Regions from separate parts of the Homo sapiens genome. Here all the other regions are linked to region 1. Evidence: chromatin loops called from intact Hi-C (ENCODE). Cell type or tissue: IMR-90. All regions are shown on one strand.

Evidence for each region. Hi-C counts contacts between places; a loop is a spot of excess contacts. Peaks named below come from ENCODE experiments on the same cell type or tissue, not always from the same donor. Only the 100,000 strongest peaks of a DNase experiment are listed, where the experiment ranks them.
Region 2: a loop joins it to region 1, with 4 times the contacts of the local background. A loop is called at or near these places in 38 of 110 quality-filtered maps.
Region 3: a loop joins it to region 1, with 10 times the contacts of the local background. A loop is called at or near these places in 89 of 110 quality-filtered maps.

Annotation. Positions count from the first base shown.
Region 1 is chr6:116,527,778-116,535,777 of GRCh38, forward strand. The region is part of intron 3 of TRAPPC3L (trafficking protein particle complex subunit 3L); the gene reads right to left. It also overlaps a transcript of CALHM4 not described here. Among named protein-coding and RNA genes, the nearest start is that of TRAPPC3L, 14 kb to the right of the region's middle. In IMR-90, a CTCF peak has its summit at 4,413 (motif pointing left); DNase peaks (open chromatin) are centred at 2,944 and 4,394; H3K27ac peaks cover 210 bases.
Region 2 is chr6:116,439,557-116,447,556 of GRCh38, forward strand. It overlaps DSE (dermatan sulfate epimerase), which reads left to right. Exons shown (of 6, transcript NM_013352.4): 6 at 1-5,305. Among named protein-coding and RNA genes, the nearest start is that of CALHM6, 18 kb to the right of the region's middle. In IMR-90, a CTCF peak has its summit at 4,724; no DNase peak of the experiment used is centred here; H3K27ac peaks cover 308 bases.
Region 3 is chr6:116,283,563-116,291,562 of GRCh38, forward strand. It overlaps a transcript of DSE not described here. Among named protein-coding and RNA genes, the nearest start is that of TSPYL1, 7.6 kb to the left of the region's middle. In IMR-90, a CTCF peak has its summit at 4,308 (motif pointing right); a DNase peak (open chromatin) is centred at 4,339.

The DNA of each region.
Region 1 (8,000 bases):
TGGGATACCCGGAAGATTCAAAACTTCTCCCCTAGGAGGGAGAGCATTTGGACCAATGCCTAATGCATGCAGGGCTTAAAACCTAGATGACAGGTTGATAGGAGCAGCAAACCACCATGACACATGTATACCTATGTAAGAAGCCTGCGCGTTCAGCACATGTATCCCAGAACATAAAGTAAAATTTAAAAAAACTTCTCCCTTAGAGTATTTTTAGTAATAGAGCAAAAATGACATCTACATGCAGCCAGATTTCTTGTAAGTCCTGATTATGAACAAAAATGGAAGATGGACATTCATAAGGAAGGTGAGAGGCAGTGCTAAGTTATTTAGTGACTTGCAGAATTTACTAAGAATCAACCCCTAAGAGATTCTTCTCTGTGATGAAAGAAAAAATAATATTATGCAAATGCAGTCATAATAAAAGTTTAAGGGTAATTCCTCTGCAGGTGCTTTGCCTTCATGTTGGAACTCTGCCATAAACAGTGGATGTGGCCTTCTGGGTTTGATCCAATCAGTCTCAAAATCCACAAAGCTTGTGGCTGTACACATATGCTTTTCCACAAAAGAAAATTTCCTACATTTTTCCTTTTTCACCCCTCCCAGAGGTACAAAGCGGAATAGACCAAATGGGTGAGTGATTACATAAGGCAGTTCTTGCCTATTCAGTGGGGAGAAACAAGCCTAAGTGGTTATGCTTGTTTAAACAAGTTTCATGTTTTTAATAATCTATCTGCCATATTTCTGGCCCAAATTGTAAGATGTCTTAAAATAATTTATAAATTGTTTTTGCTGTGAATATTCATCATTTTTTAAATATTGAGAATTTTATTACCACAAAGAATTTTTCTTTCCTTTTAATTGATTTCCGCTCCCTTCTCTACTCAAAACTGCTACTAAATAGGAAAATGGTCTGACATTCAGCTAACTGTGATGCCAGCCTTCTCTGGAATGTTGTGTTGTGTTGGGCTGTGACTTCCATGGAATTCAATTCCTGTTTACCAAGGGCTCCCACTTATTTTATTTTAATATAGTATGTTGAAAAGAGTGGAAAAAAGAAAAGCAATTCAATAGGCTCTTACAATTAGGTTTTGAGTTAGCCTTTGAAAAACAGGACGAGCAAAGAAAGATTTTATTTTTAGGCTTATCTGATAAGTTTCCTTTGTTGTTGTAGTTGTTGAGGGATTACAGGGATTAGTAATCTTAGAAAAATGTTGAGAATGAGGCATATACGGTGTTTTACCCTTGGGTCCTCCCCTGCCTACACTGTGCTGAGAACTGCTCTCTCTGACCGGGTCTCCTGTTTCTACCTGGTTTGTTGTGAACCTGTGTTCTCCACATTTGTCCTGACTCTTCAGGTGAATAACTGAGCCTTTCACTTGGCTTTGCTGCAACCCTTCAGCTCTGTGCGTGGTAAGGAATGCCTGGGTTGCAAATCTCACTAGACCCTGGGGACTCTGTTCCGTTCCAATACCTGGGTTTCCTACTTCAATCTTTTGGCTGGGGTGGGAGGCATGTACAATAACAGCTAATTTCTCAAATATCTATTTACATGTTATTCTAAGATAAGACAGTGGCGAGATATTAAAAAATTTTAGAATCTTTGTAACTAACAGAGTCACAACTGTTGGCTGTCTAATGGAAGGGAAATATGGGGTAGCCTCCATGCACCCTCCTGCTTCCCACCCTACAGTTAGGGATTTCCTGTCAGGCTGCTTTTGGTAGACAGAGCACTGTGCTGCTCGAGGTAAAGTAGATTGGAGCTGAGTGGAAGTTGTCCACCATTCGTATCTGCCTTCAGTGTCTATGTGGAGAGCACAGAACCCCCTCTCCATGTCCTGCAAGGCAGAAGTTACATGTCATCTGGTGAGGTTGACAGGTAGGCAGTTGCAATGATGTGCCTTCCACCCTCATGAGGTGAATGCAGCATGAATGAGTCACTTTTTGAGAGGACCATCAGCAAAAATCAGTCTCCACAATATCAGTGAGAGATTTTAACCAAGTGAAGGGCAGAGATTGAATGAAAATAAACAGGTTCCAGGTCTTTTATTTTATGGCCCCCAGGCTGCATTTCTGAGCCTATACCATAAAGTAAGTTGTGTGTAAGAGGAGTGTGTGCGGAAGAGGGTTGAGGAATGGAAAGCAACTCTAAAACTGAGTTTTACATATTCATCCTAGTAAAAGAAAGAACATTCAGAGGACAGGAAAAAAAATGCCTCCCCATTTTATGCACAGCATTATGATGGCAGCAAAATTCAAGTGTTGTGCATCATACTGGGTGCATTACATCTAGACTTAGACCCAGAATTGTGAAATATGGTGACTTTTAGAGAAGTATTTGTTTTTAAGATGCATGTTATTTAGAAAATGAAGGAAGCCAAATATAATTAGAAAAAAAAAGCAAAGTAAGTAAAATACAGAAGCATAAGGAACAAACCACCCCCCCTCCTTTTTAAGAAAAAGGAAAAAACAGCCTAAGATATGTTACTGTCTCTGACTTGAATGCCCTGGTTTAAGTTCATTTCATCTGGGCACTTTTCCTATTCACATTAAAAATCAGATTGTCTCTGCTAACATTCTTTGAAAAAAGAAAACACACAGAATGTCAAGAGAAAGGACTGAAAAAGACTTAGAAAAAAGAGTAACAAAAGAAAAAGCCCCACAGGATTAGATGACCAGAGCAAACTTTTGTAATTGGTTCCTTTATAAGAAGTTCAAAGGGAAACCTAATACTACCTATTGTAGCACAACATCATTTTTCTTTGGAGAATTTAGTTATCTCCCTTCTACCAAAGCGTTCCTCTGAGCTCACTGTTCTGAATAATGTCTGCCCCACTCTTGCTAATGGTCTAAAATATTTACTTTGCATTAACAATGTGGTTTCACTTGACTGCTTCCAAGTGCAGAGTCATTTTATTTTGAAGTGTTTGCTTTCTTTATTATTATCTGCAAATGTATAACAAAGACAGTTTTGTCTACTTCAATACCTTACAGTTAGCATACTAAATGGAGTCTGCAACACTAGTTACGTGCCCCAAATTCTAGCTCTGAAACAAAGAAAAACAAACACCAGCATCAGTAACATAAATAATGTGAGCAGAAGGTTCATAGATAAAGTGAGACTCATATATATATATATATATATATATATATATATATATATATATGTTACTAATTTCCTAGACAAGAAGAACAAGATATTTGTCAATTACTTTGCCCTGTTTTGGAAAATCTTGGAATGTTTTTCATACCCAGATTCCCTTCCTGAGGGGCTCCCTATGATCACCATGTTCTATCTAATTATCCTGCCATTCTGGCCACAGTTAATGGATTAGGGTGGGCATTGTGAGCCTGGACAGTCAGTTCATAGCTTGGCTAGAGCCCTGGAAGTGACCTAGCATGAAACTCTACTTAACACAGGGCTAGTGATTGGCTGGACAGGTTAAAGACTCTCTTTTTGGGACTTTAAATATGAAACACATAGAGAAAGTCACAGTTTGGGTGATTGGGCAGAATGCAAATGACACCCAGAGAAAAGAGAGTAAGCAGAAGCCATGAGGCAACAAAAACTGTGAAACACCAGAAGCAGTGAGGTGGAGAGAAGGAAAAGAAAAATGGAAAGATATTAGTAGGTAATTATAAGAGCAGAACAAGCAGAGAAGGGTTGAGTCATGAAAATGGCACAGGACTGAAGTAGAGAACCACAAAGACTTGCTGCTGAGGGTTCAAGATAGACTAAAACTGTAAGGATTTTCCCATTTTGGTTCTTTCATGGGGTCTGATTATCGTGTCCCAGAATATCTCTACAATAAACCCTAAAGGTCTGACATAAACCAAATGCTGGTAACCTAAAGGAGTCTACCTAACACAATTTGGCTCCATGATGAATTTTAGGATAATTTTCAAGCATTTTCCATAATAATATGAAATGCACTATGTAATGATTTGGTTACCTACTTAATATTTGCATTTTAAATCACAGTTGACCTCAGAGTAGCAGAATGAATATCCCTCTTCTGAAACCTTCTACACTCATATAATAAATAATGGAAAAAACAATAATAAATATACAATTTAATATAATTAAAATTTATTTATATTTAATTTATATTTAATTTTAAAATATAATATAATAAACAATAATGGAAAAAACAAATGTTTCAATAAAATTACCAAGTTGAGTTCGCTGTCATTATTTAATAAGAATCAGTTATTGTCCTGTTCAGGATCCTACCGCAGTTTAAATCTTGTTGCTGTGGATTTGTTATTGTGAACAACCAGGTACTTTTAGAGCACTGATTTTCAGTGTAATGAAAATTGCTTGAAATAAGAGGGCTGCTTCTGCATGTAGTGTTAGTATTGAGCAGACAGGGTAGGAGTCTTTCATTTAAAGACAAATGTGGAGCACTGCCCTCTTCTGGACAGACTAGGAGGAGCAACAGGGTGTAGATGTGAAAAGTTCTTCTAGTATTTTCTCTCTTTTTTGTCTTTTTTTTCCTTTTTCTGGAGAACGGGGTCTCGCTATATTGCCCAGGCAGGTCTCGAACTCCTGGGCTCAAGCTATCCTTCCGCGTCTTGCCTCCCTGAGAGAGGGAATTACAGGCGTGAGCCACCGCGCCCGGCCGGTTTTTCTAGTATTTTCTAAGTTCACTTTAACAGTATTTAATAAATGTCAACAGGTGTGGATTTACCTGGTGAACCAAATCCCAAGAATGCTATAAATGATCCCTCCTTTGGAAAAACTTACAGATCTGATGGGGAAATGAAATTGTAAATGAAAGGCAACTTCACTGGCTAATACAATAAAGAATCAAATTAAACAAAATTTACTAGTATTATCATAACTTTGGGAAACTGTATTACTTCCACTTTTGTGAAACATTTTTGCTTTCTTTAGATGTAGACTGGAACTATGTACAAAATAAGCTGGTCAACAGCAAATCGTTGGAAGATCAACAGGCACAAAACACGATAAAATTGAATCTCACAAACTGATTAAAACATTAAACTAAAATGCAGACTTACATTGCTCTGCTTTCATAATAAAGGTAGGTTAAGTAAGGTTAATCATGGGTTCCCTTACCTTTACAAAGTTGCTTTGTCATTTTTGCTTACTTATCTTAACATTACAACTCTTGCTTCACATAATGCAAACTAATTATCTCCCTTTGGCACAGAAAGATCTAATGAACATTTCAGAACGTCAACTTGGTTAATTTAAAGCCTATGAGACCCACTGGCAGGCTTTAAGTCTAAGCCCCCAGCTACATCTTTCACTGGGTGGTAGCTTAAGGGCCAGTCTGCCATTTATCCTTGCATATCACCACCTTGGGCTTCCACGGAAGAAAGTATAAATTATTGGCGGGTGATATTCTGGAGTTCTTGGCCACAGTGTCATTTAACAGCACTTCTAACAGCAGTCAAATAGAGACAGTAGATTTATAGTCATTGGAGGGATTGAGAAAGCGAACATAGATTTGGTTGCAGAAGTTGAAGAAATTTGTAGGAAAAAAGAGGTAGTGGTTGTATTTAACAAATTTCACAGTATTTAACAAAAAGTCTTTATTTCAGAAGAAAAGTTTGCACACTGAAAATTGTGCTCTTCAGCCTATTTTGTGTCTTCAGTGGCAAGAAGTTGACACCACTCTAGCAAGAAAAACACGTGGCTTCATTTGCCACCTCTTCCTTCCACCAGACAGCTAGAGTTGCACTGAGTGGCCAGAATAATTCCAGCGTGAGAGAGCAGGTAGGATAGGGTCAAACGTGAGGCCACCAAAATTTAAAACGGCAATAGAAATGTAAGTAACAATCAGGTTGGCTCGGCTCATGCCTTCTGTACTGGTTGTCAGATTATTGCCTCTCAGCTTAAAACCTGCTGTTCAATGCCCTACTTGTAACGCTAGAGCTCCATCATGCAGACATTTCTCCTTGGCCAGAAGAAGGTGCTGCAGGGACACTGCAGGAAGAAGGGGCTTTTCTTCTGTCTCTAGCGTGCCTTTTGTTGGCTTGCTCCTGCTGTGAATTGTGACTGGCAGGGCATAGAATACCCAGTGGCCTTTCCTTCCTAACTTGCTACTTCCAGCTTATAGTTTTCTTACTGTCCCCATCAGCCCACTTACACCCTAATGTGAGTTTCCTGATTGCAAGGTTTAGCCCATTGTTCCCTGCCGGCAGTCTGAGTCTAGCAACACAGCAGCCTTCTCCACTATCCATAGTCTGTAATCATACCTTCCCCAACAAGATTTGAATCCCAGCCTTAAGAAGTGGAACTCTGTCTAAAAAGGATTCCTCCTTTGGGTACTCAACTCTCACCCATAAATTCTGTAGTGCGTTTTTTTTTTCCCCTTTCTCAGTAGCTAATCCCCTATAAATAGCTAATAATGTTTTATATTCAACCTTTCATTTTGAAATGATTGTGTGATTCCTGTCTCCTGACTGAAACCTCTCTGGCTCGCCTTCCAAGCTGTGGGACTCCCCTCTGAAAATGTCTAATAAAATCAGATTTGGACATCCTTGTTGAAGTGTCAAATCAGTGCTTCAAATCTGTATTGGAGATTGGAAATCTATAGCCCTCATGCTGTCTCCATTCTAAAGCAGCTCAGGAGTTTTGGCTTGAAATATTTTCATTCGTCCTATAGATTCAGTCATAGCAGTCTTGTGCATTCAGATCAGAAGCAGAAGAAAAAAAAATATGACTAGTATGATTTGCTGAAATTTTTCTGTGTACACTCAACTCTAATCTCAAATGGAACATTTTATTGAAATAAAAATGATTCACCCACTGGGAAAAAAATTCCCCCTGCTATTCTGTTTTCTCTCTGGATTATGTGCCTAAATCTTTTGTCCTAGAGTTTATGCTTACAAAATTCACCACTTAGATTTACTTCCCTGCTTTAGGCACCCTCATTCATATTGCTTCCTATGATCATTTCCTTGATTTTTTATTACTCATCCCCCAAAATCATTGCTCACATTATTTAATTAAGGTAAAATTTCAATTTATACTATAAAAGAAAAGTTCTCTTCTTTTGCTTTCCAGAATTTCCAACAAGTACAGTATATTAGATGCTGATTTTTTAAACCTAAAAATCGGGGTTTCAAGTTTTTTAAGTCTTTTTATGCTGTATTTAAAAATCCCTTCTTACTGTGACAACAAAGTAATGTGATATTTACACTGAAAAATGATAAATTCCCCCACGTCCCTCAGAGTAATCATCATATTGACATGGACCTGAGAGCAAAAAGCTTCTCAACTTTGACAAACATAATTTGTGCAAGGCCGAGCAGTTATAAACATTGTCAGTAACTAGAAGGTATGGATGGATGCTCTGCAGGAGGCTTTGGAAGCTACATTCACCACACTCAGCTATTTATGATTATAATTCAATGTGCAGATGATAGCTAGTGAAAATAACACCTGAAATTCAGAAGAATGACAGCTGAAAGAGGTCTCTTCTGACAAATATGGAAACCAAAGTTTGGACAGCTTAAGCAACTTGCTTGGAGTCACACAGTGGGAATGTGGATCAGCAGGATGTGGACTCTTCCTTTTTAATCTCCACTACATTGGACATGGTTAGGCCAGTGCTCATCTACTGGTGAGGATCACAGCTCCTTGTGTCCAAACTACTTTCAAAAGGCAACATTATTATAATTATTGTCAAGCCTAGCCTTTATAATCATCTTGATTTAAATGATCAAGTTTATCTCTAATTAGCTTCTCCTAATAACGAAACTATTTTATCATAAATGTGTTTGGAAACCCTAAAATATATTTTGTATAACTAAGGAGGTTTTTTGGCTCTTTGACCAGAGACAGGTGCAATTGCACTTTCTACTTTCCCTTATAATAAACAGAAAGACATATAGGTCTGTAAGTAACAGTTGAATTATCTAATATTTCATTATTACAACTAAAATCAGCTATGGTAATTCTACTGAATATTACACATTTTCATTTAGACCAACTGCAAAATTTTTCTCAGAACAGTTACCATAGT
Region 2 (8,000 bases), 88 kb before region 1:
CATGTTTTTTTTAATCAGGGATAGTGCATATTTGAGTAAAACTAGGGAACTTTTTGTAACTTGAAAACAAAGCAATGTTAAATCTCCCTTGAAACTGAGTAATCAGTTATGGAATCTGTTTCAATGCTGCTCACTATGACAGGAATGTTTCAAGTTCATTTGATAATATGTGAGCTGTTGTTCAGGGGATTGGCAGGACTCTTGGTCCTAGCCTTAAAGAAAATTTGAGAATCACTAGCATACAGAGCTTGTCAGTGCAGTAAAAGTGGTATATTCCTGGGAAGCTGAGGTGGGAGTATTGCCTGAGCTTAGGAGTTCTGTGCTGCAGTGAGCTATGACTGTGCCACTGCACTCCAGCCTTGGAGACAGAGTGAGACCGTGTTTCTCTCTTTTTTTTTTTTTTAAGTATATTCCCTTGTTTATAACTGATTAGCTTATTTCAGTTGATGGTAGATGAGACCTATGGTGGTGGATGAGACCCAGAATTTTCAGAGAGAACATTCTTTTGACAACATTGTTTTAATCGTCAAAGTCAGGTGGAAGACCGTGTTCTGGAACTATTTTAATTGTTAAAATGTATCACCTAAGATAATGAATTCTTCCACAAATATTTTAGTCATAGTTTTTAAGTACCACGTATTCTAAGGTTATCAGAAAATATGTCTTAACAGAATGTTTTGCATACTGAATAATTTGTTTTTGAAAAGGAAAATTTACATTTGACTTACTCAGTTTTTAAAAAATTATTTTTATTTCTAGAGACACGGTCCTTTCTGCATCACCCAGGCTGAAGTGTAGTGGCGTGATCGTAGCTCACTGCAGCCGCAAACTTCCCATCTTAAGCGATTCTTCTGCCTCAGCCTTCCAAAGTACTGGGATTAGAGGCATAGGTCATCATGCCCGGCCAAGTTAAAAAAATTTTTGATAGTTCACAAACCACTCACAAAAGAATCTGAAATTTCTCCAAGTGTTAAGAGAAAGCAAGCTATGAAATGCTATATTTGTAGGCTTAAAAGTAAATTAGTGTGTTTTCTTAAAAATCTAAACCAAGATTAAAATGAATATAGTCATAGGTATGAGGGGCATGTAATTTATCTTCCGACTGGAGATACCTTTGAGAGTTAAAGGAGGAGCAATTAATTGTTATTCCAGGACAACAGATATAAATCGAGATTATACTAGGTGAACTGGGACATATGGTCATCTTTGTCATAGCTTAATTCAGGAAAAAAGGAGTTAGGGAAGTCTGAAGGTCTAACTCAAAGTTTGATGCTTTTTAAGCAAGTTTAGGGAACTTGAGATGACCTGATTGAGACCCCTAAATCTACAGATGAGGAAAGCAAGCCTCAAGCAAGGGGGGCCTGATCCTTTCCCTGTTCGCTGTGTATTCCCTGTCTGTGGCAAAGCCCATTGCCTTGATTCTCTTCTCTTTACTTTCATGTTGAGAAGTAGTTTCTTTCTGCAGTTTATTTAATTTACTGGCAAAATGACGTATTTTTTTTTCAGCAATGTTTCAGCTAGATATTTGCTTTATGCATGTAATGTCAATGAAGTACTCATAAGTTTTCAAGAAATGACTGATATAAATCATGTGTTCCACTACATAGTCTAAATATTTAGTATTTGGTCATCTATTTTAATATGTTCAAATTCTGTTAAACAAGACATAGTCACTATGTGAAGAATAAAAATAGACAAAGTTGCATTATGACTTTTCTTCTTGCATATACAGTTTCCCTCTTGGTTTTGGGATTTTTTTAATTGAAGTTTTATTTGGCATAAATTATGAACATACATGATTGAAAAAGTATAGTACTAGAAGCCTTATTTAAAAAACAAAACAATAAATTATCTGTCCCTTCCCCTCTCATTCTTAGTTTGTACTTCCCAGAAGTAACCAATTTCTAATTCTTTTGGCTGTTACATATATTGTGTACTTGTTTACAATAAGGTCTAAAACTGCCTACTAATGAAGCTTTAGCTCTCTTACCCATTCTTTATACTTATTGGAAGATAATAGGTGCTATGGAAGGAAAAGTCAGGGTAAGGAGACTGGGAAGAGGAGGCCATAATTTTAAATGTGGTGATCAGGTTAGGCTTTATTGATGTCTCCACTTCCATTCTCTGTGTCATTTTGAAAATCTATTTGCTGTTAATTTAATGGGGTTTTAGGAAGGAACTGAAGGAAATTTATATATTGAGTGCAGTATGTTTAAATGGAAGTCCCACAGCACTTTTCAGTTGAGTTAACAAATAACGAATGACAATAACATGTTTACAGAGCATCTACTATATGCCAAGTATTGTTTTAGGAACTGAAGATATGGTAGAGAATAGGAATAATAAAAGCTGGCCCTTGTATAGTTTATGTTCTAGTGGGAGCAAATAATAACAGTAATAGTGCAGGATGTCAAGTAGTGGTAAGTACTGTGGAGAATAAAGCAAGGGGAGGGGATGTAAGGTGATGGTGAATTGGTACTGTCCCATAAACAGTGGTTTCTGATGTGATTACTTATGATCAGACACTTGAAAGAAATAAGGGAATGAATCACAGGGACATCTAAGAGAGAGGAGCATTCCAGATAGAACAGCAGTTCGAAGGCCCTGAGCTCAGTATGTGTTTGGTGTATTTAGGACTAGGAGGCCAGTGTGGCTAGAGCAGAGTGGGGGAGGGGAGGGTGATAGGAATAGGATCAGATCATACATGCTCTCACAGACTGCAGCAAAGACTTGGATTATGAGTTGGGGAGTCAGTTGCAATGAACTGAGATGTGGCTGACTGCAGGAGGAATAAGTAGTAGGAAGCGGGTCCAGGAGGTTGTTTTAGCCATGTTAAGTTTAAGATACTTTCTAAAAATCCAAGTGGAGATGTACCAGCCTGGAATCCAGGGGCAGGCTGTGGCTGAAGATGTAATTGTTGGTGCCTTCTTAAAGGTTAAACAGAAATTTACTAGCTGTGTGAGAGGAGAAGTGCATTCTGGGTAAATGGAATAGAATAAAGAAAAAAGTACGAAAAAGCAAACCTGGTTCAGGAATTCTCCAGACTGGTGGTGTTGGCCCACAGGGTGTGTGATGGAGAATGGGTGAAGATGAAACTGAAAAGGCAAGCAGGGAGGCTATTGTGCAGGACTTTGTAGGACATGCTAAGGAATCTGGACTTTATTCTGCCATGAGGCTGCTCAACCATTTTTATGCCTCAGCATAACTGAGGGCTACAACATAACACCCATCACTCAACAAGCATGGCAGCGATTTTCATGGGATAGGAAATGTGTATGGGAGCAAAAGGGACATGGGTGAGGGGTGTTGATGATGCCACATATACCTGTGTGTATGTGAAACTTTGAAAAATCCCTGAGATGGCTCTGATATGCCCCCCATATTCCATATGTTTACTCCCTGGGGTGAGGTGGGGCAGGGAGGGGGTACCCTCTGCTTAGAAATCGCTGCAAGCAATGGCAAGCCATTAAAGAATTTTCTTTTTAAATAATCAGATTTGCATTTTAGAAAGGCAATTTTAGCTTCAGTGTAGAGAGTGGACCCAATGGGGAAGAGGTTAGGAGACCATTTCCATAGTCTGGGTAGAAGACAATTAGCTCCTTGAATAAGTCTGGAGAGGGAATGTTTAACTCCTAGCCCACAGGCAAAATGTGTGGCCAAAGGAATGAATATTTTGTGGAAGTATTGATCAGAAAGATAATGAGTCAAGGATCCCTAATGGTATATATGTCTGAGTCTTATTTAATATAAGAAGAGCATGGTTGCCTGCCATGGCTCTGCTGCCGTCACCCTGGCTATCCCTTAATAAGCCCAGGAAATTGTTCAAATATTTCTGCCATTTGTGTTTTCAGCTTGCCTTGTTCAGGGACTTCACATAGAATGGTATAACTGGAGTACAGGGTGTGTATGTAGTGGCGGGTGATAGAAAATTAGACTGGAAAAGTAGACCAGGCTCCAGGGCAGGAGGGTCTCTTTTCCTCACTCCATTTAATTTAAAAAAGAAATAGTTTCAATTATATAAGCATTGTGATTAATGCAGGCAGTTGGAGTACTTTCTAAATCAGAAAAGTAAAAGTGCTGCTCCTTCTGCATATCTCTAGAAATTTGTTATGGGGAAGTCTTTATCAAAGAATGTCCCTATGATTTCAGTAGAATTTCTTAAGAAAAGAGCTTCTAAAAACATTCAGTCAGCCCAGCACATTCCAAATTAAATAATGAGAAGTGTGTTTAGTATTTATTTAGGAATTCTTTTCTGAACAAAAAAACGTTTTCAATGGTCTAGGCACTTCCTTTTTCTTCCAAAGAAATGGTAATAACAGGACACTAGAAGTACCTTTCTGTGTAAAGCAAACATCTTGTCAGTTTTCCTTACTTTGTACTTTTCAGTCTCTGCTGTTTACCATTTTTGTCCAGGATCAGAGACCTCCAGTAAAATAAAAGGAATTTCTGTTTATTGTCTCCTTGATAATCTTGATTTCTAAACTCCTTTACTCCTCTCTTGAAGGTATTTGTTTTACTGACAAAAGAATGGATCCAGGTCATTTAGTAGAGTTCTGAAGAGAATTCTTAGAGCACTCTATATATTCAAACCTCCGTATTTTTTGATACAAAAAGGACTGATGAAAGGGAGACGTGATTCTTTTGAAAGATTAATTCACAGAATTTTTTATCACAGTTGAAATATCAATTGCAATAACAACTGAAAACTGATTGCTATTACTGAACACTGCCCTTAGGTGGCTCACTCTTAGAAGACACAAAGTCACTGGACTACAATCCTTTAGGGCAGGGATTGTGTCTCTTGCTCGTTGTATATACATGGTTCTTACACAGTGCCTGGCATTCAAAAAATGCATTCAGAAAAATTTGGTATTCAAAAAATGCTTGATGAATTGACTGACTGCCTGAATGAATAAATAAATTGGTGGATTAATGACTGAATGGAGTACAGAAGACTGTGGTCCCAGAAGACCTTAACATTGAGCTTGCTGCAGACTGAATGTTTGCCTCCTCTCAAAATTAATATGTTGAAACCTAATCCTTAATGTGATAGTATTAGGATGTGGGGCCTTTGGAAAGTGATTAGGTTATGAAGGTGGAGCCCTCGTGAATGGGAGTAGTATCCTTATAAAAGATACCCCAGAGAGGTCCCTTGTCCCTTCCAACATGTGAGGCTACAGTGAAAAGATGGCCATCTGTAAACCAGGAAGTGAGTCCTCACCAGATACCACATCTGTTGTGCTTTGATCTTGGATTTCCCTGTCCCCAGAACTGTGGTAAATAAATTTCTGTTGTTTGTAAGCCACCTAGTCTATGGTGTTTTTGTTATAGCAGCCTGAATGAGATAAGATAGAACATAGTTCTTATAATGAGCTAACATCACTAACCTCTCAGTTAGCTGTGAACTGTGGCCCTGAGAGATGCTCCAGCTAGATCCTAGAGCTGTTTCAACACTGTCACCTCTGAGCTATGTGGAGGCCTAAAATTCAATCTCCAGGACAGGGTACATGTGAAAGACAGATGTTAACAAGGTAAGCAAGCAGCTGCTTATATGATTGCTAAACACAGGGTGGTCCCAAGTGGGATCGAGAGCCCAGATTCCAAAGCACAACTTAAAATAACACACCATTTGTGTGAGATGTTGTAAACCACCAGTAATCAGCAGACTGTTGCTAAACTTCAGCCATTGCCCATAAGAATGCCTTGTGAGTTCATGACACTGTGCAATCGAGAAAGCATAGCCATGCCAGCAAAGCAGACTTCCTAGAGAACATAGGACAATGTGGTGTGGGTGTCAAGGGTGTGGGCAAGCAGTGTGGTTGGGAGGGTTGGTTATTCAGCTGGCTTTTCTGCGACACCTGCACACGTGGAGAGTCAACCATGGCACCTGTTGCCTAGTGCATGTTTTAAGAGTCTTATGGATGATGAGAGGACCTTCGTGAATTCACTACTGAAGATAGGTCATTTTTAATTAAAAAAATTATTTGGATGTCAGAGGAAGAAGTAGGGAATGAAAGAATATAATTCTGTAAAAGAAGTTTTGTTTCTTAAATGGTATGCAATGAGCCCACATGCAGGCTTATTTTATAAAATGTGCTAAAATTCATAAAAACATTGCCTAGTCCAAGTTTACGCCATTATTATGCTAAAGCTTACTAGATAGCAATGATAATAGCAGTCTTACTGAAGCCTAGCAAAGTTTGAAGAAATTTGTACGCATCTGCATACTGTAAGGAAAATAATAGCTACAGCCCCATCTTATAAATTAGGAAGCTAGGTTCAGAGAGGCTAAGAACTGTGACCAGAGACATACAGCCAACAGTAATTATGGATTAGAGCATAAAACTCAAAATAAAACAATGTCTAAACTTGAATTTTAATTATTTAGAGTGCTCAAAATGCTACATTATAATCATTAAAAATACTGAGTTATAAGCATAGTTACATCAAAACTATTAAACTTTCACCATAATTGTTTGCCTTTAATCTCATGAAACTTAAGTGAACAAGCAAAAAAATTGTCAAAGTAGATTATCTTTGTTAAAGATAGACTACTGGGCCAGGTGATGTACCTCACACCTGTAATCCCATACTTTGTGGGGCTGAGGTGGCGGATAGCTTAAGCCCAGGAATTCAAGACCAGCCTGGGCAACATGGTGAAACCCTGTCTCTTCTAAAAATACAAAAATTAGCTGGGTGTGGTGGTGCACGCCTGTAGTGCCAGCTGCTGTGGAGGCTGAGGTGGGAAGATTGCTTGAGTCCCAGGAGGCAGAGGTTGCAGTGAGCCAAGATCAGGCCTCTGCACTCCAGCCTGGGCACAGAGTCAGGTCCTATCTCAAAAAAAAAAAAAAAAAAAAAGACTACTGAACATCCTCACATTTTAGAAATTACTATAACTATTTGTCATAGTTTAGGATCCTGCAGCACAGCCTACAGACATCATAAAATAATCAGTTGCAAAACCAGACTTCTGCTTTTTGTGTCTACTCTCATCTTGCACCCAAACTGTGAGTCACTTTGATTGAGCTTCATAAACATAAAAGCAAATTATTTACTAATATATTTATCTGCAGTCTCCATCTCTTAATTTAGTATTGTTTCCTGGACTTTTAAGACTGTCATAAATGTTTGTGGTTTTTCAGGTGGTTGAAGTGAATGGAGTCATTGTAAAACGCTTTCAATCAGCTGACCAATGCTTTATATAACATAAACCTACTTTATCATCCTCTCCTAAAGAAGAGAAGATTTAGCTAGAATAATTATTAACAGAAGATGTGGAGATACAGAAGAAACTAGAAAATATCTCACAATCAATACATCTTTCAAGCAGTCAATCATTTGTCACTCATATTGCTTTTTTAAACCCAGCTTTACATGGAAGGAATAAATGGAACTCCAGTTTGGTTTTTCTTCTTTTTTTTTTTTTCTGTTAAGGCAGATTTAAAATTTTTTTTGGTTTACTTTTCATTGAATTTTGTCAGTTCTTGGTCGAATGTATGTATGTGTGTGGTTTTTAAAGAGGTCATGCCTGTTTCTTTTTTTTAACGAACTAGAAGTATGTATTATAGCATGTTAGAATTGAAAGGGACCCCAAAGATGATCTAGTTCAGCCTTCCCATTTGACAGTTGAGGAAACACTTTGTTTGGCATTTCTTTACTTTAAGGAAAGTTGGGGCACTGCCAAAATCAACACTGCCTGCTTTGAGTTTTCACTGCTTGTCGGACAAACCTTAGGTTGGGGGATTGGGGGATATATACAAACAGGGACTAAAACAAGCAACATCATGCCGTCAGCCATCAATCTGGTTGTTGTCTTATTCTTCCCCAAAATAATTTCAAGTCAACTATAGACACAAACACTTGAAATGTATTAATTTATTTATTAAATAAAAATGGCTGATATTTTGCTTACTAAAAATCTGATTATTTCTTTGGCTCCTGGTTAGATGAGCAAGTCAAATGTTAACAACCTGAGTACCATCGTCTATAACAAAACAGTG
Region 3 (8,000 bases), 240 kb before region 1:
TTATGGAGTCTCACTCTGTCGCCCAGGCTGGAGTGCAGTGGCATGATCTTGGCTCACTGCAACCTCTGCCTCCCAGGTTCAAGCAATTCTCCTGCCTCAGCCTCCCGTGTAGCTGGGACTACAGACACTGGCCACCACACACGGCTAATTTTTGTATTTTTAGTAGAGAAGGGGTTTCCCCACGTTGGTCAGGCTGGTCTCGAATTCCCGACCTCAGGTGATCCGCCCGCCTCAGCCTCCCAAAGTGCTGGGATTACAGGCATGAGCCACTGCGCCCGGCTAGATTTGGGTAGATTCTTAACAATATTTGTTCATTTGAATAAAATAAACCTCAAATTATCTTACAAAAACAACAGTGTATCTGTACTGGCATATTTTATTTGCAGAGGAAATACATTTTGGCTATGCTTCATATATCACCTTTTTTGCACTTTAAAATATAGGATAAATTGGTCCATGACAGAGCATTTCTGTAATTGACAATAAACTTCACTACCCCCAAAGATAGTTGAATCTTTTCTAATACAGTTCTATGGGAAAACATCTGCAAAAAACCCTGAGGTTTTTCTCCATAATATCAAGGAATCATAGATTCTTTGGGAATGATTTCTCAGGTAGCAAGGAGTTTAGCGGAAGTTCAGACATTTTTGTTTTGCAGAAAGGTAGGTTTTATCATTATAATTAATGATAGCTTTCACTTATTTACTGCTCCTGATGTACCAGCCACTTTTATAAACAACATCCAGTGTGTCACATCTTTTAGTTGTCATAAGAACCCCATGAGGTAATTGCATTTATGACCTTCGTGTTACTCAATAGGAAACTGAGGCAAAGAGAGACTGTCACTTGGCCAAAATGGTACAGAAAGTAATAGACCCATGATTCGAACCCAGAAAGTTTGTCTCAAAAGCCTGTACTCTCTGAACAAGTGTGAACTCACTTTCTTTTTTTTATTATTATTATTATACTTTAAGTTCTAGGGTACATGTGCACAATGTGCAGGTTTGTTACATATGTATACTTGTGCCATGTTGGTGTGCTGCACCCATTAACTCGTCATTTACACATTAGGTATATCTCCTAATGCTATCCCTCCCCCCTCCCCCCTCCCCCAACCTCATGATAGGCCCCGGTGTGTGATGTTCCCCACCCTGTGTCCAAGTGTTCTCATTGTTCAATTCCCACCTATGAGTGATAATATGCAGTGTTTGGTTTTCTGTCCTTGCAATAGTTTGCTCAGAATGATGATTTCCAGCTTCATCCATGTCACTACAAAGGACATGACCTCATCCTTTTTTATGGCTGCACAGTATTCCATGGTGTATATGTGCCACGTTTACTTAATCCAGTCTATCATTGATGGACATTTGGGTTGGTTCCAAGTCTTTGCTATTGTGAATAATGCCGCAATAAACATACATGTGCATGTGTCTTTATAGCAGCATGATTTATAATCCTTTGGGTATATACCCAGTAATGGGATGGCTGGGTCAAATGGTATTTCTAGTTCTAGATCCCTGAGGACTCGCCACACTGACTTCCACAATGGTTGAACTACTTTAGAGTCCCACCAACAGTGTAAAAGTGTTCCTATTTCTCCACATCGTCTCCAGCACCTGTTGTTTGCTGACTTTTTAATGATCGCCATTCTAACTGGTATGAGATGGTATCTCATTGTGGTTTTGATTTGCATTTCTCTGATGGCCAGTGATGATGAGCATTTTTTCATGTGTCTGTAGGCTGTATAAATGTCTTCTTTTGAGAAGTGACTGTTCATATCCCTCGCCCACTTTTTGATGGGGTTGTTTGATTTTTTCTTGTAAATTTGTTTAAGTTCTTTGTAGATTCTGGATACTAGCCCTTTGTCAGATGGGTAGATTGTAAAAATTTTCTCCCATTCTGTAGGTTGCCTATTCACTCTGATGGTAGTTTCTTTTGCTGTGTAGAAGTTCTTTAGTTTAATTAGATCCCATTTGTCAGTTTTGGCTTTTGTTGCCATTGCTTTTGGTGTTTTAGTCATGAAATCCTTGCCCATGCCTATGTCCTGAATGGTATTGCCTAGGTTTTCTTCTAGGGTTTTTGTGGTTTTAGGTCTAACATTTAAGTCTTTAATCCATCTTGAATTAATTTTTGTATGCGGTGTAAGGAAGGGATCCAATTTCAGCTTTCTACATATGGCTAGCCAGTTTTCCCAACACCAGTTATTCAATAGGGAATCCTTTTCCCATTTCTTGTTTTTCTCAGCTTTGTCAAAGATCAGATGGTTGTAGATGTGTGGTATTATTTCTGAGGGCTCTGTTCTGTTCCATTGGTCTATATCTCTGTTTTGGTACCAGTACCATGCTGTTTTGGTTACTGTAGCCTTGTAGTATAGTTTGAAGTCAGGTAGTGTGATGCCTCCAGCTTTGTTCTTTTTGCTTAGGATTGTCTTGGCAATGCGGGCTCTTTTTTGGTTCCATATGAACTTTAGAGGAGTTTTATCCAATTCTGTGAAGAAAGTCATTGGTAGCTTGATGGGGATAGCATTGAATCTATAAATTACCTTGGGCAGTATGGCCATTTTCAGGATATTGATTCTTTCTATCCATGAGCATGGAATGTTCTTCCATTTGTTTGTGTCCTCTTTTATTTCGTTGAGCAGTGGTTTGTAGTTCTCCTTGAAGAGGTCCTTCACATCCCTTGTAAGCTGGATTCCTAGGTATTTTATTCTCTTTGAAGCAATTGTGAATGGAAGGTGAACTCACTTTCTTAAAATGTGTAACCATCATTGATGTTAACTTGATACACAATTTTCTTCTCTCTTCCCTCTTTCCCCTATCCACAAGCATATTAATATAATATTTGTAAGGAAAGTACCCAATTATTTTCTTTCTTTTCAGAGGAGAAGCAGTTATTGATGATCCCCAAATTCAGTATTTTCTCAACTCTATCAGACTGAATGCCATCTTTTTATAACAGATATCTTCTAAAAGAGTCTTTACTTTCCTTAAATGAAATTTATAGATAATATAACCTGCCTACACAGGTAAATAGAAAAACATCAATATAATCACATCATAAAAGAGAAATAAAAGTAATTTATAATATTGTCTATTTTGATATGTAAGGACATTAACATTGCCTACACTGTAAGAAATAGCAAAGTGATTAGAAAGTTATACTTGTTGATATAATCACCATGGATGGAGACTGATATGGGTATGTTTTACCTGTGATTCAAATACCATGGTGATGAGGTTTTCTGAAATGGTGACCCAATCTTTGTTAAGTTCTATAAAAGAAAAAGGAAAAGCTCCCCTTGGTACATGTTACTGTATTTCTTCCATTATAGGAAATACATTTCACATTTCTTAAATCAGGATGTGTCTTACAAGCACTGTCAGCCATGTGTCAGTCATTGCATCATTACCATCATCACTGCCTGAGCATGTGTGTATCCGGTTATTGTTACCAATTTCTGGACAAACTAAAGATCATCTGAAGAAAGAATATGTGCTGTTTGTTGCCTTAAAACTTTCCATTAATCTCTTTGAAAGACTCAAAAAAGTACTGACATCAAAACTTACAATAATTTATGCCTGGCTTGAATTAAAACTCTTCTAGACAGAAGAGTTGAGCACTGTTCTAGGAAATATTGCATCATCAAAACACTTGATAGCAGAGAGGATAGTATTGCTTGGAAAAAAATATGGATATTGACACCTCTGAGCCAAACTTTCAGTAAATTTTGTGAATATGAAGTTTTATGAATACCTTAACAATTTATTTTGCTTTTCCCTTTCCTTTCATTTATTTCCAAGTATGATATTTTATTTCTGTCTAAAGCCTAAAAGAGTTCTTTTTAAAAACATAAAATAATTATGTATAAGAATGCATCATGTCATAGTTTAATTGGCAGTGTTTTTTCTCCTTGTCTTCCTTTCTTGGTGATACTTAAATAATACTTTGTTTTACAATTGATGTCTCAAATTAGATGAAATACCATAATTTCCTTCCTGGAAAGTTTATTGCACATTAAATCAGTGTAAACATGTTTAGTGTTTATATGTAAAATGTTAAATTCGAGGCTCAGATAAATATAAATAGGTTTTCCCTCTGGGAAGGAGAGCATTTTTTGTTGAGGGAGACTTCCCTTGGATAGTATGATATCTAGCATCCATGACACCACCTAATAAAAGTAGCAACTCTCATTTTTTGTAATTACTAAAATTCACATCTACAAACTTCCAAGACATCCTTAAGGAAGGTGCAGCTCCTGCTGAGATTGTCACTTTTAAATACTGCTAGGCATGTCATTCCTATTGATGCTCACTAGAGGGAGCAACTGGTCTTTAAGAAAGTGATGTATCTAGTCTCTGATGGAAGAACTATGGGATGGTCTTTCACTATAAATTAAATACTTTTTTATTTAAATTGAATCACAAACTTTTATTCCCACTAAGCTGTAATTGTTACAATGTATTTTTCTCAGACAAGTTTAGGTTTATTATGATGGCTCCAATACTCAAATTGTTTACGTATCTCATAGGAGCCTGCCTACAAAGTCCCTACGCAGTCATGAATCTGATTTCAAGTTACAGCTCTCCTACTCACTAGCTGTTTGACTGGAGCTAGTCATCTTTCTGAGCCACAATTTCCTCATAGGTAAAATGGAGATTATAATACATATTTCACAAGCCTATTATGAAAATGAAATAAGATATATATAAAGTGTACTATAAGCTTTCAATGAATAGAAGATGGTAATATTATTTGTATTATGCTAAAACTTAGGCATATTAAAGTTAGACTATTGTGCAAGGTATAATCTGGCACTAAATTTTCAATTTCCTGTACACAGCTAACTATATAGAATTTCAGAGAAGAATATAATCCCTGTGGATTAGAGTGGTCAGTGGAAGAAATGAGCCTTGACTTATATTCTGCTATGGGTGAGCATTGAATAGCTTGAGAAAGAAGTGGGGCGTGAGGACATAGTAACCATACTTGTCCACTGCTCCAGCTATTTCAACATGCATTCAAGACCTGCACTGTCCAATACTATAGGCACTAGCCATATGTGTCTATTTTGATTTAAATTAATTAAAATGAAGTAAAGTAAAAAATTCAGTTCATCAGTCACACTAATTACATTTCAAGTACTTATTAGCAACATCTGACTAGTGGCTGCTATATTGGATCTCATGCAACATTTCATCATGGCAAGAAGTTTGTTGGACAACATTATTCTAGACATACAGCATCTTCAAGTGGTGGAAAAAGGTGTAGTTGCTGGAACTAAAATGCCATACCACAGAGGTAGCAGGCACACATTTTATAAGAGTCTTAAGGGAAAAAAACACCTTTTGAAATTCATACTAGCAGCATTTTTGAGCAAAAATTTTGTGTGTTTATAATTGGGAGTATATAAGTAGAAGTACTTATCCACTGGCTCACATAACATAAAAAGGATAATCCAAATATTATGTTGCTTCACTATAAAACTTACATATTTAAAATAAGTTACAAAAATCTGAGCCATTACCCTTCAGAGAGAGGAATGAAGCTAAATGGGTCAAATTCAGGAAGTGTTAGTTGAAAAATATGTGTAATTAAATTAGTTATTTAAATAACCAATAAAATGTGTACTTGGTGGGACAAACCCCTACTGTATTTTTAGTAAGGTAAAATGGTAAGGTATAATAATTTAAAAGAAAATTTAAAAATAATGTACATGAAACAATGAAAATACTTGCATAGATTTTTTAAAGTCACTATGAATCATAGTGATTTGTTTGTTACTATACCAAAAATTCACAGTCAAGCCATTTAATAAACATGACTGTTATATGTGAAAGCATCTCAATATCCTAAGATTAAGCAATTTCATGCAAAGGAAATATTTCTGTGTATTTTTTAGGTAGTATTTAGATCTGCAGCTAAAACCCTTTAAACATTTTGTTAGTTGCCATTCATTTAAAACTCCAGAGCTCATGTATCATACAAAAATATCAGAAATTTCTTTTTTAAATGGAAATATAGTCCTAGGGTCAAAGAACCTTTTCAGAACAACTAGACCTTCATGATAAAAAAAATAAAAATAATAAAAAGTAAAGAAAACCAGCCCTCTTGTTTTAAAACAAAATTCATCAAGGTCATTTACTACTTTCCACATACAAATTGATTCAATATGAAAAGTTCATATTATGGTATCCAGCTTAATACTTTGGTTGTCATAACACTTCATCCATTAGCTGAGAACTCTGCCTTGTGAGTTCTTTGGCTCTGAGACTATATTATAACTTCACTGGGTTTGTAAGCAAGCCATTCTATGCACATCTGTTTTAAAAATGTGACAGGTTGATTTGAAAAATACCATATTTCATTCATCATCATAAATAGAAATATTTATATTTATTGAATATTTACTACATAATAGATACTGTGTTAAATGCTTTTCATATATTATTTAATTGCCTCACCCCTCCATTACATAGGTAGTATTCACCCTGTTGTGAAGATTAAGAAATCCCAGAGATATCAGGTGACTTGCCTAAAGTTACATGACTAATAAGTAATGGAGTATGGATATAAACCCAGTTTATTGGCTTCAAAGCTCTTTGTACTATGCCATGTTGCTTTTCTGATTTCTTGAAATCTTTGACAGTAACCGGGGAACTCAAGGGTTACTGCCACCTATTTTCTAATAACTTCGTTTTCTTGGATCTGTATCATTAGTGCCTAGCACCTAGAAGATTCTTAGGCAGTGTTGGCTGCATTGATTGAATGATTCCACACTGATGGCTAGCTTAAACAGCCATGGAAACTTTAATTATAATATATTAATCTAAACAGGACATATGGTTTTTAGGAGTTAAGTGCCCTCAGGGGAAGCATTTACTAAATGTGGGGCACATTTTAAAAGTAATATCTCCTGCTACTGCTGATATTTCTAAATTAACAGTATTTCTAGATTCTCAGACTTGGGGTTCAGAGATTTCACTTGCTGATTAATTAATTCAAGGATATAAGAGCTCTAGCAAATAAATATTTTATTAATTTGTACTGTTCTACACTCAGGAGCAATTATTGAAAATCAAGGTTTGTTATCAGGAAATACATGAAGTCTTATTTGGAAATAATTCCTTAAAACTCATCCTGAGAAGAGACAATCTGCATCCTTCCCACTTAGTATATCATCTACCCATTTGTGGTCTCTCATAATTGGAAATATTTCCCTAATTCCAAAAGCAGAAAGGAATCCTCTTAACTGCTAACTTCTCTCCCAAAGGGAGAAACTTTTTCCAGCCAACCTCAGTGAAATTGTTGATTGAATGCTGATCCTAGAACTGCATTATGAATGCAAAAAAGTAAACAAAGCACCCATTCTAAGTTTGCTCAATTTTCTGGCCACCACTGTGCTCTGCAATGTCATCTGTAGCACAGAAGATTGGAGGCGTAGACTTGAGACCAGACCACTTCGTCTGTTCTTTCCAAACTCTCTAAATTCAAAACATTTGTTGAGGTTTATGCAGGACACAAGAGTTGTGGGATGGCATACAAAAATCTGAAAGTCATGGACTTTGTTCATTAGGGACCACAGTGTTGTGGAGAAGATAGACACAGAAACACATAATTATAATACCAGATGAAACAAACAATTATAATACCAGATGATACCAATAATTATAATACTAGGAGAGTGTTGTTCCAGCAAGAGAGATGTGGACAAAGGGCTTTGGGTGCACAGAATAGGAAATTTGTATTCCTATATTGATAAGAGAGCTTGGTAAGAATTCAGAGGTGATAATTTTGAGATGAGTCCTAATAAGAAAAATAAAATTATAATAAGAGAGAGGGGGTGAAAATTCCAGGTTGACTAAAATACCCTGAACAAAGACTCAAATACAAGTAGAAGTCCAGCCAGCTTGAGGAAATGACTGAAAGATAGGGAGATTAGTTGGGGGTGATGGTTAGGTAAAATGGAATCTGATAGTTAAAGGCTTTTTATTATACATTAT